Linked DNA regions of Mus musculus: region 2 is linked to region 1. The links are chromatin contacts, found by Hi-C in ENCODE. All regions are on one chromosome and are shown on one strand. The core of a region is the stretch at or near the end of the contact, and the rest is flanking DNA. Distances in the headings are between cores, read along the strand shown. Region 1 holds the start of Ncoa2 (nuclear receptor coactivator 2). Region 2 holds the start of Gm39595 (a long non-coding RNA gene).

Evidence for each region. Hi-C counts contacts between places; a loop is a spot of excess contacts on that map.
Region 2: a map of heart shows a loop between it and region 1 (4-fold over the local background). The contact joins the enhancer-like site here to the promoter of Ncoa2 in region 1. A Hi-C loop is called at or near these places in 10 of 37 maps with a recorded cell type or tissue (T-helper 17 cell, T-helper 2 cell, gastrocnemius and 3 more).

Annotation. Positions count from the first base shown.
Region 1 is chr1:13,371,946-13,378,818 of GRCm38, forward strand. It overlaps Ncoa2 (nuclear receptor coactivator 2), which reads right to left and starts at 2,138. Exons shown (of 23, transcript NM_008678.3): 1 at 1,993-2,138. It also overlaps the pseudogene Gm51852.
Region 2 is chr1:13,422,181-13,428,660 of GRCm38, forward strand. Gm39595 (a long non-coding RNA gene) reads right to left here and starts at 228. Exons shown (of 3, transcript XR_865189.2): 1 at 159-228. Within about 2 kb of position 4,388, at least 2 of the 3 ENCODE cell types and tissues checked have a DNase peak (open chromatin) inside an H3K27ac peak, as active enhancers do; they include gastrocnemius and heart, where a contact is called at or near this core.

The sequences.
Region 1 (6,873 bases), core at 888-3,387:
AATGTCACACCCAGACCAAGCACGAAACTTTCAAGGAGACTTGGGAAATTGGTGTTGGTCTGATTAAACAAGATCCCAGTGAGGCCAATTCCAAACAAGAATGCTTTAGCACTCCTAAAAATCACCTCACAAGAGGCCACCCCGCGCCTTTACTCTCAGGGTGCCCTTTCAATTCACCATCGTCCGGGTGCTGGACAGAAGCCCAGTGAAACTAACGCAGACCTTCAAAGATCTCACCTGGTGCTGAGATCCAGAACGCGGTCACTATCAACATATGCCATTTTAAAACCGGGCCTCGCAGTTACTGCCACATCCTGAAGTGGCTTTAGACTTTGTCATGTCTAAAACAACGCCTCTCGCAGCACCAGAGAAAAGCAATATCTTCGCGCACCTATGCAGGTCTCCCCGGGTCACAGATTCTGTGAGTGACACTATTCCACAAACCCAGGTGCGGGTGACCAAGGGACGCGCCAGAGTGGAGGGCTCGCGGCGTCTCCAAGGCTCCCCCGCCCCGCCTGCAACTCAGCCCTAACTGGACGGAAGAAACCCCGCCTCCTTCCTGCCTCTGGCTCCCACCATTGGCTTACCGGTACCCGGCAGGTCAGTTCCTGCCTTCCATTGGCTCACTGCCCCATCAGTCAGGCACAGCCAGATTCGGGTCGGTGGGAGGGGAAGGAGTCGGAGGAGGTGGAGTGGGAGTGGGATTAGAGGACGAGGTGGCGGAGGAGGGTGCTCGAGCTCAGGCTCGGGTTTGGGAAAGTTTCCCCTGCCAGTGACAGGCCCTCTAGGCTTGAGGCCCAACGTCACTCCCGGAGAGTAAGGGGCTCGGGTCCCCGATTCCCGCCCCTCAGTCCGCAGGCCCCGGAAGCCACTTGGGGGAGGGGAAAGGGAGGGACCATGGAAGCAGGGACCGAGCCACCCCCGAGCGCGGCCGCGGCGCCTCCAGGACTCCCCCAGGGGCGGGGTGCGGGCACTCCAGCCCGCGGCGCCGACCCTGGACGCCTCCCCGGGAGCCTCCAGGGGCCCGGAGAGGAGGGTCCCCGGCCCAGGGCGTGACCGGGGCGCGAGGGCCGCCAGGACCCCTCCCGCTTCCCGCGGGGGGCCCCCGAGGGCCTGTCCCTGCAGGGGCCGCAGAAGGGGTACGGAAGAGGGGGCGCTGGCGAGCCAACCCGGAACCTCCTGGCCCGCAGCCCGCCTCCCGCCCCCGGCCGCGGCCCCAGCGCGCCTCCGGCACACATGCCCGCACCCAGAAAGTTAAGTCAGGGGCGAGCCCGGCGCGGCGCCGCCACCGCCGCCGCCGCCCGACCCCGGCTCCCCGCCCCCACCGCGGCCCGGCCTGCGCGGCCCGAGCGCTACCGCCCCGAAGCCACCCAAGCCCGAGGCCCCCCAGACGCCCGAGCCCCCGCCGCCGCCCCTGCCGGCCGCGTCACCTTCACACACCCCCGGCACTTCCCAGGTCCTGCCTCCCCTCGGCCGGCTCCCACCCGTGCAGCAGTGGCCGCACGCCTCCCGGGAAGAAAGCACCGGCCGCGACTGCGCCCGCCGGCCCGGGCTTCCCCCGCCTGCCCGGGCTGCGCCGCGCAGCCTCGAGGGGGCCGGAGCAGGGGCCCGCGGCACAACCGCCGCTTCCCAGCCTGGTGCTCACCTCTCGGCCGGCGCCGCGGGCTGCAGCCTCCACCCGCCTCGCGCTCCAGGGCTCGTCTCCCGAGCTCTCTCGCCCGGCGCCCGAGCGCCTCCTTTCTCTCCCGGGGACTCGGCGTCTTCCCGCCCTCCCCCCTCCCCCCGGGAGCCGAGTCCCCGGCTCGGCCGCGCCTCGAGGATGGGCGTCGCGGGCTCCGCACGCCTGGGCAGCGGTGCCCGCACACAACAACAGCCTGCCCGGCCGGCCGGCGCGCGGCTCCGCCGGGCTGCGCGCACCAAGGGCAGCGGCCCGGGTGGGAATGCGGCGCCCCCCGCCCGCCGCCCGTGAGCCCCCAGGGGAGGCGCGCTTACCAATGTGGCCGTCACGCCGTCAGGTGCGGGCTGCCGTCGGCGCTGACCTCCGCCGCCGCCGCGGGAGCCCAGGCTGCGGCCGCCATGTTCCCGTGTTAATAACTGCTGCCTGGTTGTTTATTTCAATGGAGATCCTCCCCCAGCTCCCTCCTCCTCCTCCCCCTCCTCCTCCGCGGCTCTGCACTTGCGGAGAGAGACACAGACCGCGCGAGCTCGCGAGCAGGGGAGGGGGCTCGGGCACGGGGCTGGCCCGCCCTCCGCCTCCCCGCCGCCTCCGAGCGAACGCTGTCACCGCTCAGGGGACCGGGCGGAAACTTGCGTCCCGCGCCCCCGAGCGTGGGCCCGGGAACACCGGGGCTACCCCACCCGCGGGGTCCTCAGCATCTCCCTGGCTGGCGAGACTTCAGAGCTCGGGGAGTTGGACAAGATGGGTGGCTGTGGTCTAGGGACCGTGACCTATGGGTGACTGGAAGTGAAGGGAGAGTCAACAGAGGACTCCATGCGAGGGCAAAGGGCAATGCCCAAAAGAAAGCTAAAAAGGGGGACTGGCCCGGGCCTGGGGGTGGAGGCCAAGGGACTGCCGCGCCTCCGACGGCAGGGACGCTGCGGCGAGAAGGTCGCGGAAAACCTAGTCCCAGAGGTGCCTCCCGCGCGCGCTCAGGCAGGGCCCGGTAGCCGGCAGCCTGCACCCCTCGGGCGCACCTCTGCACCCAGACGCTGTTCCGGGGCGCACTCCTTGGCCACCATGTCCCCTCGGTTTTTTCGTGGATACGCCTCCCCAATTGCTGTCCCTGAGGTCTCTGGAGGGGATAGAGGGGCGTGACCGCGGGAGGCGAACTTACCGGGGTACCACCCCGGGATTGCCTGACAAAGCAAAGGCTGCTCAGTATTTAGAAAGACCGAGGGGAGTGTTCTCCGCACGCAGTGAGACAACAAAAGTTTTGTTTTGTTTTTTAATTGGGGAATCCATTATCAAATCCTCAATGGAGTATTGGGATTAAGGAGACGTGGAGGAGTTTTCACGTTTAAATGTTGTTTGGTTTTTAACTGGAAAAGCAACTTCTTTTCCATTTAGATATAATTAGTTGAAAGAAATGAGCAACATTTGTTTGCTTAACGGAAGTTATCAAAATATGACAGGAACACGTTTCCTTATTTTAACTCTTATGAAAGGTCACTTGCCATAGACAATAAGTGTTTATTGAACTGTAACGACTTGGCACTGCATTAAGTGATTCACACACACTCCAAATTTTAATCCTCAAACCTTACGAAGTAATTGCTATTTTTATACCTCATAAAACATTGAAACCTAAAGAAGTAATTTTTGTAGAGTTACACAGTAAGCAAGGTGGGCAAGATTTGAGCCCAGGTCCATTAATTGCAAAACATGCTTTTTGATCGTATTTTTTTTTTAGCTCCAGTTTATTATGACAAAGAAAAAGAAAAGTATATGCCTACTTGGCTATAGCTAGAAAATATTTAGAAAGCTGTAACAAATGTTAACATTGGTGAGTGGAATCGGAAGGAGGTCTGCAATAGGCTACTTCACGTTTTTCAGGGAAGTGTCTGCTGTTTGGAATGATTGGTTTTGACCACCTGTTAGTAAATTTTAAGGATTTTTTTTTTAATTAGCTAGAATAAATTATGTTCCCCGAAGACTCAAAAGCCTTCAGCAGCTTAGGGACAGAACAAGGAGATACAGAGTGTCCCTCTGATCTGTCCTCCTCCACTCTTAACCCATAATATTTTTGCAGGGAGGTTGGGTTCCTCGCAGGAATGTCCCCATTGCCACTTAGATTTCTTCTCCTGTCCTAAATTCTTAAGAGTTAAGAAAGACTCTTGTTGCTTTCTATTCCAACTCTTGAGGGGAGAGGCAGCTATCCAGAGTCCATCAGTGCTCAGTGGCAACAGAATTAACATGAAAAAACTACCTGTGCTGAACGTGCAGACAAACACATCCCTGCTTCCATGCTGTGTTACTCAGTGCACCTTCTTACTGAATGCTCAAGACACACGACTGTCTCTAAACAATAAAACAAACCAAACAGCTCTTACAGTAGCGTAAAGAACTCCATGCCCAGCTGCCTCACTCCAGCGGGACCTGGAAGAATCATGTCACTTTGGAGTACTGAAATAGTGTCAAGACGTCACACCCATGTTATAACTGTGGTATTTATTTATTTTGCTTTTATATGTTTAACTTTGTATTCTTAGAACCAGCCGTATTATCAATACATCATCTTTGAGCTGCCTTGAGTAACAATCTCTCCTGTATGTATCAAGACTCATACTGAACAATGATTTCCGGGTTGCAGAAAACTATTTTTGTATTTGCCTATTAAGTCCTGTGCCAGTTCAACAACACGTAAGTATTACTGTGTTCTGTTTGTACAGAGCGTGTGGCCTTGTTTGTGCATTTGCCCTTCTCATTCTCCAGACTAAGCTCCTAGGGCCCAAGACCCTCCCACCTCAGCCAATGTAATACCCTCTAGTGACCCTTGAAATCACATAGAGTACCAAGTTCCTAACATGTTTTTTCTTTACCTGGATACCAATGATAAAGTTTATATATTAAGCAGAGTGAGAGGTTGTAACTAATACTACAAAACAATGAAAGCTATACTATAATCAGTGTTACACAAATATCTGTAGGCTTTCCCACGCACATCTCTCTGTACTTGAATTGTTTTGCTTGAAGGGAACACTTTATAGATTTTCTTGGTAGCCAAAAAGCACAGATAGTAAGCAGAGACTACACAAAGGGGTGGATTTGGTACAAAGTGGGACTGAAGAAGACATTGTAAAATTACATGACATAGTGGCAAGCAATGTAAAAGTTGTGAGTTATCTATGAAATTTTTCACTTACTATTCTCAAATTGTAGTTGAGCATGGACCAGTGAAGCTACAGAAAGAAAAGGGACAACTGTATCTGGCGAGGCCTCGTGGCCTTTCATACCTCTTTTGCCAGGGTCCAAATCATCAAACATTGCTTTTATTTACATAAGTACACTGCAGCTGTCTCAGACACCAGAAGAGGGCATCAGATCTCATTACGGATGGTTGTGAGCCACCATGTGGCTGCTGGGAATTGAACTTAGGACCTCTGTAAGAGCAGTCAGTGCTCTTAACCATTGAGCCATCTCTTCAGCTCCCCTTTTATTAAAAATTTTATTTATTTTATTTACATGAGTACACTATAAAACATTCTTATAAAAAAGGCTTTCCCTGTTTTGAAGTATCAATTCCTGAGACCTCAGAATCAACTTGATATGATGGCTCATATTTCTAATTGCAGCACTGGGGAGGTAGAGGCACGGGATGAGTTCAAAGCCATCCTTGGCTACATAGCAAGTTCACCACCCAGCACACATATGGCAGCTCCTAACTGCCTATAACTCCAATTCAAAGGGTTCCAACCCTCATACAGACATACATGCAGGCAAAGCACCAATGCAGGTAAAATTAAGTATTTTTAAAACTGAGTAGTAGGGGGCTGGTGAGATGGCTCAGTGGGTAAGAGCACCCGACTGCTCTTACAAAGGTCCGGAGTTCAAATCCCAGCAACCACATGGTGGCTCACAACCATCTGTAACAAGATCTGATGCCTTCTTCTGCAGTGTCTGAAGACAGCTACAGTGTACTTACATATAATAAAGAAATCTTTTTTTAAAAAAACTGAGTAGTAATTTAAGACAAACATTTCTATTTTTAAAAGTATGTATAAACATATATATTGTGCATTGTTGGGAAAGGACATGTCTATGCCACAACAGGTGCTTAGAAGTCGGTGACAACTTACTTCAGAAAGTAGGTTGTCTCCTTATACCATATGATCCCAGGGCTAAATTGAGCTCACCAGACTTAATAATAGTGAGGACCTTTACAAACAGAGGCATGTTGCTGGTCTGTAGTCTTTTTTCCCTTTGATAAATGTGCATGTGTGTATGCTCACTCATGAAAGCCCAAGGTTGACGCAAGGAGTTTTGCTAAATGTGCTCAATCAGACTCGATATTATTCATGGAGGCACGTTCGCTCCCTTGAACCCAGAATGCACAGATAATGTCTTGTCTAGCTAGCCAGTTTGATCCAGGGAAATACCTATCTCTGCCTTCCAAGAGCTGGAATTACAGGTGGGCCGGCACATTCACCTGCTATCTCCACCAGTACAAATCCCAGTCCTCACACTATAAGGTGGCACTTTAACCACCAAGCCATCTCCCTAGCCCTAGACTTTTTTTTTTTTTTTTTTTTTTTTTTTTTTTTTTTAAATACGATCTCATGTAGCCAGGCTGATCTGGAACTAGCTCAGCCTCCCAAGATCTGAGACTATAAACATAGAGCACCATTCCAAAGCAAGCAAACGTCTCTGGTTTTGTCTGCTTTCACTTCCATGGGCAACTTTTAACGTACTCAACTTTCCTAACATAAAAATGAGAAATTCTTTACTATATTGTTAGTTTCTTAGCATACATCATGTTGTAATGATAGTAAAATAGAATTGCAAAAGGCAAAATAAGGTAGGTGAATAAATATGAAATAAACTCTATTGCATTAAAAAACAAAAATGAAGTAGACTACATATGTAACCATAAAGCCATCACCAAACACAATTTTTCATAGATACAATTGTCAATGACTCAAACACAATAGTATAAATGGTATTTTTGTCATATTTTTATGCAGATCCAAAAAAAAATGTAAGGCTGAGCATGGTATAGCACACACCTTAATCCCAGTACTCAGGAGGCAGAGGCAGACAGATCTCTGAGTTCAAGGCACAACCAGGGATTCACTGAGTAACTGTCTCAAAAAAACCAAAGCAGCAAGAACAAAAAGTGAACAAGCTGTGTGTGGGGGTGGTGCAGCTGTAACCCA
Region 2 (6,480 bases), core at 3,138-5,637, 52 kb after region 1:
TAGGGCAGAATTGTACGAAAAGGAAGTAAGGGATGGCTGGTATTCAGGTAAGGGACCCTGTATCTTCCTGCTCTTCCTTCTATAAGGGAGTTTCAACAATCTGGGTTGATCTTTTCCAAGTGGGAATAGCTGAGTTCCTCAAAATGGAGGCTGCTTACCTTAAAGGACGCTCATGTACAATAAGCCTCCTGGGGCCAAGCCTGATACCTGAGATTGGTCCCTGAAGCCACCCTGGAAGGAGGAGAGAGCTGATCATTGCAAGTTGTCTTCCAACCTCCACACATGTGTTTTGAAGTGCACATGTACACACATACTTTTAAAATTTTAATAAAAATTATTAATTAATTAATATACTTTAAAATATAAATATAATTTTTAAGAAATTAAACAATATTTCATTGTGTTCTGCTCATACTCAAAAGGCTTCCTTTGCTTATCGTTCCAACTGCAAGGGCCAAATTCAGGCTCGAGATCTGAGTCAGAGCCCCTGATCCAACGCCATGATCTATGTTCCTGCCTACCACTGACAATCATGTTCCAGTTTGTAGAATCTCTTACAGATTTTTTATTCACTTATTGGCAGGTCTCAGGTAGCTGAGGCTAGCTTCAAAATCAGTATATAGCAGAGCATGGCCCTCCACTTTTGACCCTTCTGCCTCCACCTCCCAACTGCTGGAATTAGAGACATGTACCACCACACCAAGTTTTATTTATTAGGGGTGTATATGAGAGAGAGGTGGGGGGAAAGCAAAGGGGACTAGTCTTGCTACATAGCCCAAGTTGGCCTGAATCTTGGCAGTCTCCTAACATCCTAAGTGCTGCAATGATAAGCATGTACTGCCATTCACAGATGTTCTTCGGAAATTTAAAATGAAGACTGTTTGTTTGCCCCATCTCGCCCCCCAACCCCCATAGTCTCACATTGTTCTGGCTGATCTACCAAGCGGCCCTGACTAGCCTTGGATTTATAGCAAGCCTCCTTCCGTAGTCTTACTGCTGAGGTTATAGACAATAGTCGCCACACTGGCTTTTATTTTCCTTCGGTTTTCCAAGACAGGGTTTCTATGTTTAGTCCTGTCTGTCTTGAAATTTGCTTTGTAGACTAGGCTAGCCTCAAAAATCTGTCTAGTTCTGCCTCCTGAGTGCGGGAATCAAAGATGTGGAACTACTGGTTTTGAAAAAAAAATGTTTTTGTTTATGTGTATGTGCTTGCATGTGTGACACGTGTCTGGGTGTCCTTTCAAGCCAGATAAAGGTGTCAGACCCCTTCAAGCCAGAGTTACAGACAATTATGGATACTAGGAACCAAACTGGGGTCCTCTGGAAGAACACCAAGTACTCCTAACTGCCGAACCACCTCTCCTGCTCCATCTGATGGTTTTGCCTCTGCCTCTGCCGACTGTCAAAGATTTATCTTCCTCTTGTAGTCTTTGTTTCGATCCTGTCGCTTCAGGCCCAGCTCAGGTCCCTGGGCATCTGTCTCACTTGTGCAACATACTGTTGCTACTTAGGGCTGTGACTCGTGCAGTGGCTACCAAAGTGTGACTCCTTTAGCAGCAGACTCACTAGGAAGGAGTCCCTGAGGACAGGGCCAGTGCGGACATCTGATAGTTATGCCTGGCACATGAGAGAAACCTAAACCATGCTTCACATTATTCATTGAGTGGGCTTCTCTAAGCAGGTTCAGGGACGGTTACATTCCACTCTGAGCTGCCTTCAACTGAGAGGAGGCGAAACTGCTACGCAGAACATCTTGCTTATAGTCAGAGACTCCATGCTGCCAAGTAGCTAATTCTATCCCCTTTTTACTGTGGGCCATTTTTAGTATGGTTTTCATAATATTTAGGTACCCAATGTATTTGCTGCTGACTCCCAAGTGTTGGACAATCGCCCTGATTTACTATATTATGATACAGTCTTTGCTTTGCTTTCTCTGGCACTGTGTCTACTGTACACTGCGTGTGTGCGCTGCACACTGTGTGCCACACATGCCTGGAGACCAGAACAAGATGCTGAGCCTGCTGAGGTTCTCTGCAAGAGCAGAGCAAACTATTTATTTATTTATTTATTTATTTATTTATTTATTTATTTATTTATTTAATGTATATGAGTACACTGTTGCTGTCTTCAGACACACCAGAAGAGGGCATCAGATCCCATTACAGATGGTTGTGAGCCACCATGTGGTTGCTGGGATTTGAACTCAGGACCTCTGGAAGAGCAGTCAGTGTTCTTAACCACTGAGCCATCTCTCCAGCCCCAGAGCAAGCTCTTAAACACCACACCGTCTTACAGATCCCAATATTTTATCTCCTGTCTAAGACAATGATCACACTAATTACATTGCTGCATCAGGCACTTCTCTGTTGCTGTGTTAGCTCACCATGACCAAGGCAACTTACAGAGAGAAGAGTTCATGTTGGCTTACTGTTCCAGAAAAGGAGTCCATAATTTCAGGGAGAGGGATGAGCTGGTTGCTAAAGCAGGAAGTTGAGAGACACACAGGAAGTCTAGGGTGCCAACCAGAAGCAAAGCTAGGCTATAAACTCTCCAAGGCCATCCTCCAGTGACATACTTCCTCCAGAAAGGCTTCACTTCCTGAATATTTCTTAGCTTCCTAAACAGTACCACCAACTTAGGACCAAATGTTATTCAAATATCTGAATCCTGTGAAGGACATTTCTCACTCAAACCACCACAGTGTACACACACACAACACACTCAAACTACCACAGTGTATACACACACAACACACTCAAACCACCACAGTGTACACACACACAACACACTCAAACCACCACAGTGCACACACACACAACACACTCAAACCACCACAGTGCACACACACACAACACACTCAAACCACCACAGTGTATACACACACAACATATGAAAATTATTCTGGGCATTTGTCTCAGGAAAATGAAAATTGATGCTTACATAAAACCTATATACAAATCTTTACAATAATTTTACTTCTGACGACCGAAATTTGGAAGACAACTCACAATTCCTTCAAAAGATGAGTGATTAAACAAATAATCCATCCATGCATCGAATATTATTCAACAATGAAAAGGAGTAAATTACACACACACACACACACACACACACACACATATATATATATACAACAACTTTGATGAATCTCAATGAATTGGTAGCAAATGAAAAGTCAGTCTTGAGATGTATGGTCCCACTCACTACAACATCCTTGAAATGACCGCATTCAGAGATGGAAACGTATTAGTGGTCTAAGATGGTGGCCAGGCTTTGAGAGAGTAAGTAGCAAGATTGGTCTTCACGTGGACTTGGGATGTATCTTGACTGATGATGCTGACATGAACACATACACGTTATGAGCTTGCACACATACAAGCATGTAAGACTTAATGGATGCATAGAAGCCTGCTAGATTTTTTTACCAATGCACATTTCCTGGTGATAAGATTTGTGCTATAACTACAGGATGTTGCTTTCAAGGAGCCTGGACAAAGGGCATACATACTCTTTCTATATTATGTCTTATAACTATTTGGGAATTCCCAGTGATCCCAAAGGAGGAGTCTGGCAAGTGCTCGCAAGCTGGAGCTGTTTTAGGACTTAGAAAGGAAAACTGTACATACAATGCTCATCTTTGGCAAGCTTTCTGGGACTGTGTGAATCATCAGTGTCATCTTAGAGTCTGGAGGTAACCCCGGCGTGTGGTTTTTATAATTGGAGATCACACCATGAAGATGTACCCACCTAGATCCTGTCCTTTCAATTTGGAGTTAGCAGCCTTATTAATTTTTTCCCTCATTGGTGTCCATGAGCTGCACTAATGACTTCAGTAAATGTTTCTACTACTTAAGAGATTTTCTGTGAGACATTGAATGCTGTATTATGGGTGCTCTCTATAAATACTGCTTAAAATTAGATGGCAAAGGCTCCCAATTCACATCCTGCCAACTGTCTTACCACACTTTTCCCCCCCTTGCCTGTTTGCCTGCCATGCTATCCTCTATAATGAGTGAGTTACAGTAATTGTAGCTGGAAAAATCATCATGCAAAGTGGGGGGGGGGGGGGGCGGGGCGGGGCGGGGCGGGGACGGCTCAAAACCTGCCTTATTTTTAAATGAGTAAAGCTTCTGTCGGTTTTTTTTTTTTTTTTTTTTTTGGCCGCGTTTCAGCCTCACAGCGAAGTGAAAGAGCCAAAAGAGGCAGTGGGGTAACTGGCACGTGGGGGGTGGGGTGGGGGTAGGGTCGTGGCAGCATCAATTAACCGGATTTCATTTTCCCTTAATAAAGAAATTCGGTTTTTCCACAGCTAACTGTATAATCAATTTGCTGCCCCGCTGCTTTGCTAACTGGCTGTTGGCGCCACTTCAATACTATTGAGCCTAGCCTGTGGCCAGAGCTCGAGGAGGAGCCAGCGGCAGGGAGGAGGAACTCTCTGCCGGACTCGGACAGACTCAGACTCGGCCGGCCGAGTTGACTCCTTCCTGCAATTTCTCTGCGCTTTGTTTGCTCCCATCTTTCTTTCCTTGTTATTTTGACGCATGATCTCATGTAGCCCAGGCTGGTCTCACTAGTAGTGGAGATTACACGCAGGGATCACAACATCTGCTTTATGCAGAGCTGGGGACTGAACCCAGGGTTTTATGCGTGCTACACAAGTACTCTACCGGTTGAGCTAAATCCTGGGGCCTGAACTCTTTAGTTCCCCCTCCCCCATTTCCCCCCTTCTCTCTCCTCTTCTTTCTATCTACGTATTTCTTTTGAAATTGCCTGCGTATGTTTGTGCGAGCGCGGGGGTGGGGTGAGGTGGAGTGGGGCGTACGACAGGGGGTGGGGAAGTTCGCGCCTGCCAAGACATGGGTGTGGAGGTCAGGCAGATTGCTTGCTGCAGTCTGCTCTCTCCACTGCGTGGATCCCCAATGATTGAACTCAGATCATCAAGCTTGCTGGTGGCAAATGTCCTTTCCCCCTTAGTCATCTCATTGGCTGTCTGTCTTTTCTCTGTAGGGAGCAAGAGCTGGCTGAGATGCCCACTGCTTGCCTTAACCCCTTGAGCTCACGTGATCTTGCTGCCTCAGCCTCCTGAACAGCGGAAATGACAGGCAAACACAGTGGCTCTTTCATTCCAGTCGTAGAGAATAACTAATTTTACTTATGATCATTAGTGTGTTCGCTGGTACTTTTATGTCACCTTAGTAACTCTGATGCATCTGTGCCCTGCTGTAGGCCAGAGGACTTGGTTCCCTCCTCTATTGTTTGAAGCAGGGTCTCTCTTGTTTCTAAGGTTCTGTTTACTCAGCTCGCTGACCTGTGAGCTTCTAGGTGATTCCTCTGTCTTCACTTCGTGCCTCCTTGTGGGTGTTTGAGGACTACAGATGTGCACCACCACCTCTGGATTTTTTATGTGGGTTCTGGGGAATCTAACTGAGGTCAACGGACTTTAGTGTGCAAGGCTTTACCCACTGAGCCATCTTCTTGATGCTCCACGCGTCCCCATCCCTCTGGTATAACAGCTGACTCTGGTATAACAGCTGACATGGTATTAGAGCTGCCTTAATCACGTTCTGATGTCTGGTTGACAAGTTTAAAGTCTTCCATTTACTGTGGCTTTGGAGCACTCTGGAAGGATTTTAGTTTTATGGTATTATCTAACTATGTAGGAATTTAGAGTGTTGAGGAAAAAAAAAAAAAAAAAAAAACCCGTGTTTCCAATACAGTTGTTTCTGTGAGTGAAGCAGCTGAGTCTGTAGCAAATGCTCTTTGCAATCAGCACTTTCAAGTTATCCTTCTGTCGGCTTGGAGAGAGTGCAGAAAAACCACATTCTCTCCTAACTGCTGATTGTGTTCTTGCAGCCTGTCCCAGGCCTGCAAATTATACCCTGTACGACGGATCGGATCGCTCACTAACTCACTTGTAGTTCCACATTTTTCTCTCTAGCTTGCTGGATTACAAGACACAAGTTAAACTACAAGATAAACAAATATTATCTTTAGTCACAGAATCACCAGACAAAAAGCCCCTCAGAGCAAGCTGGCTCCACCCTCCTTGTGGCTATTTCTGCTCCTTATTCTGAAGGCTGCACTTCAGTTTAAGGACCGTGGACTTGGAAGGCCTGAGGAAAGCTTGAGTCAAGATGGCCAGGACAACATCTGTCTCTGTGCTGGGACCCTAAAAGCTCCCCTGATAGCTTTGTCATCTTTAGTCCCTCGAGTAGCAGGCCTCTGAGGATCACACACCTTGAGAGGTCATGGTGTAGACATGCACACTGAGCCTTCTAGCCTCAGCTGTGGATCCTTCCTGTAGTTCTCGGAGTCATTTTTCTGACATTCATACCTCTAACTGTAAAGTTGGCGCTCCATGTCTCTGTGCCCTCATCCCTCAGTGATAACTATATCACAGTTTGGAATGAATCCCCTCCAAACCTATTACAGTTTCCCACTTCCCCCTACCTGACTTTTCTTAGAGGATCCCTAAGATGG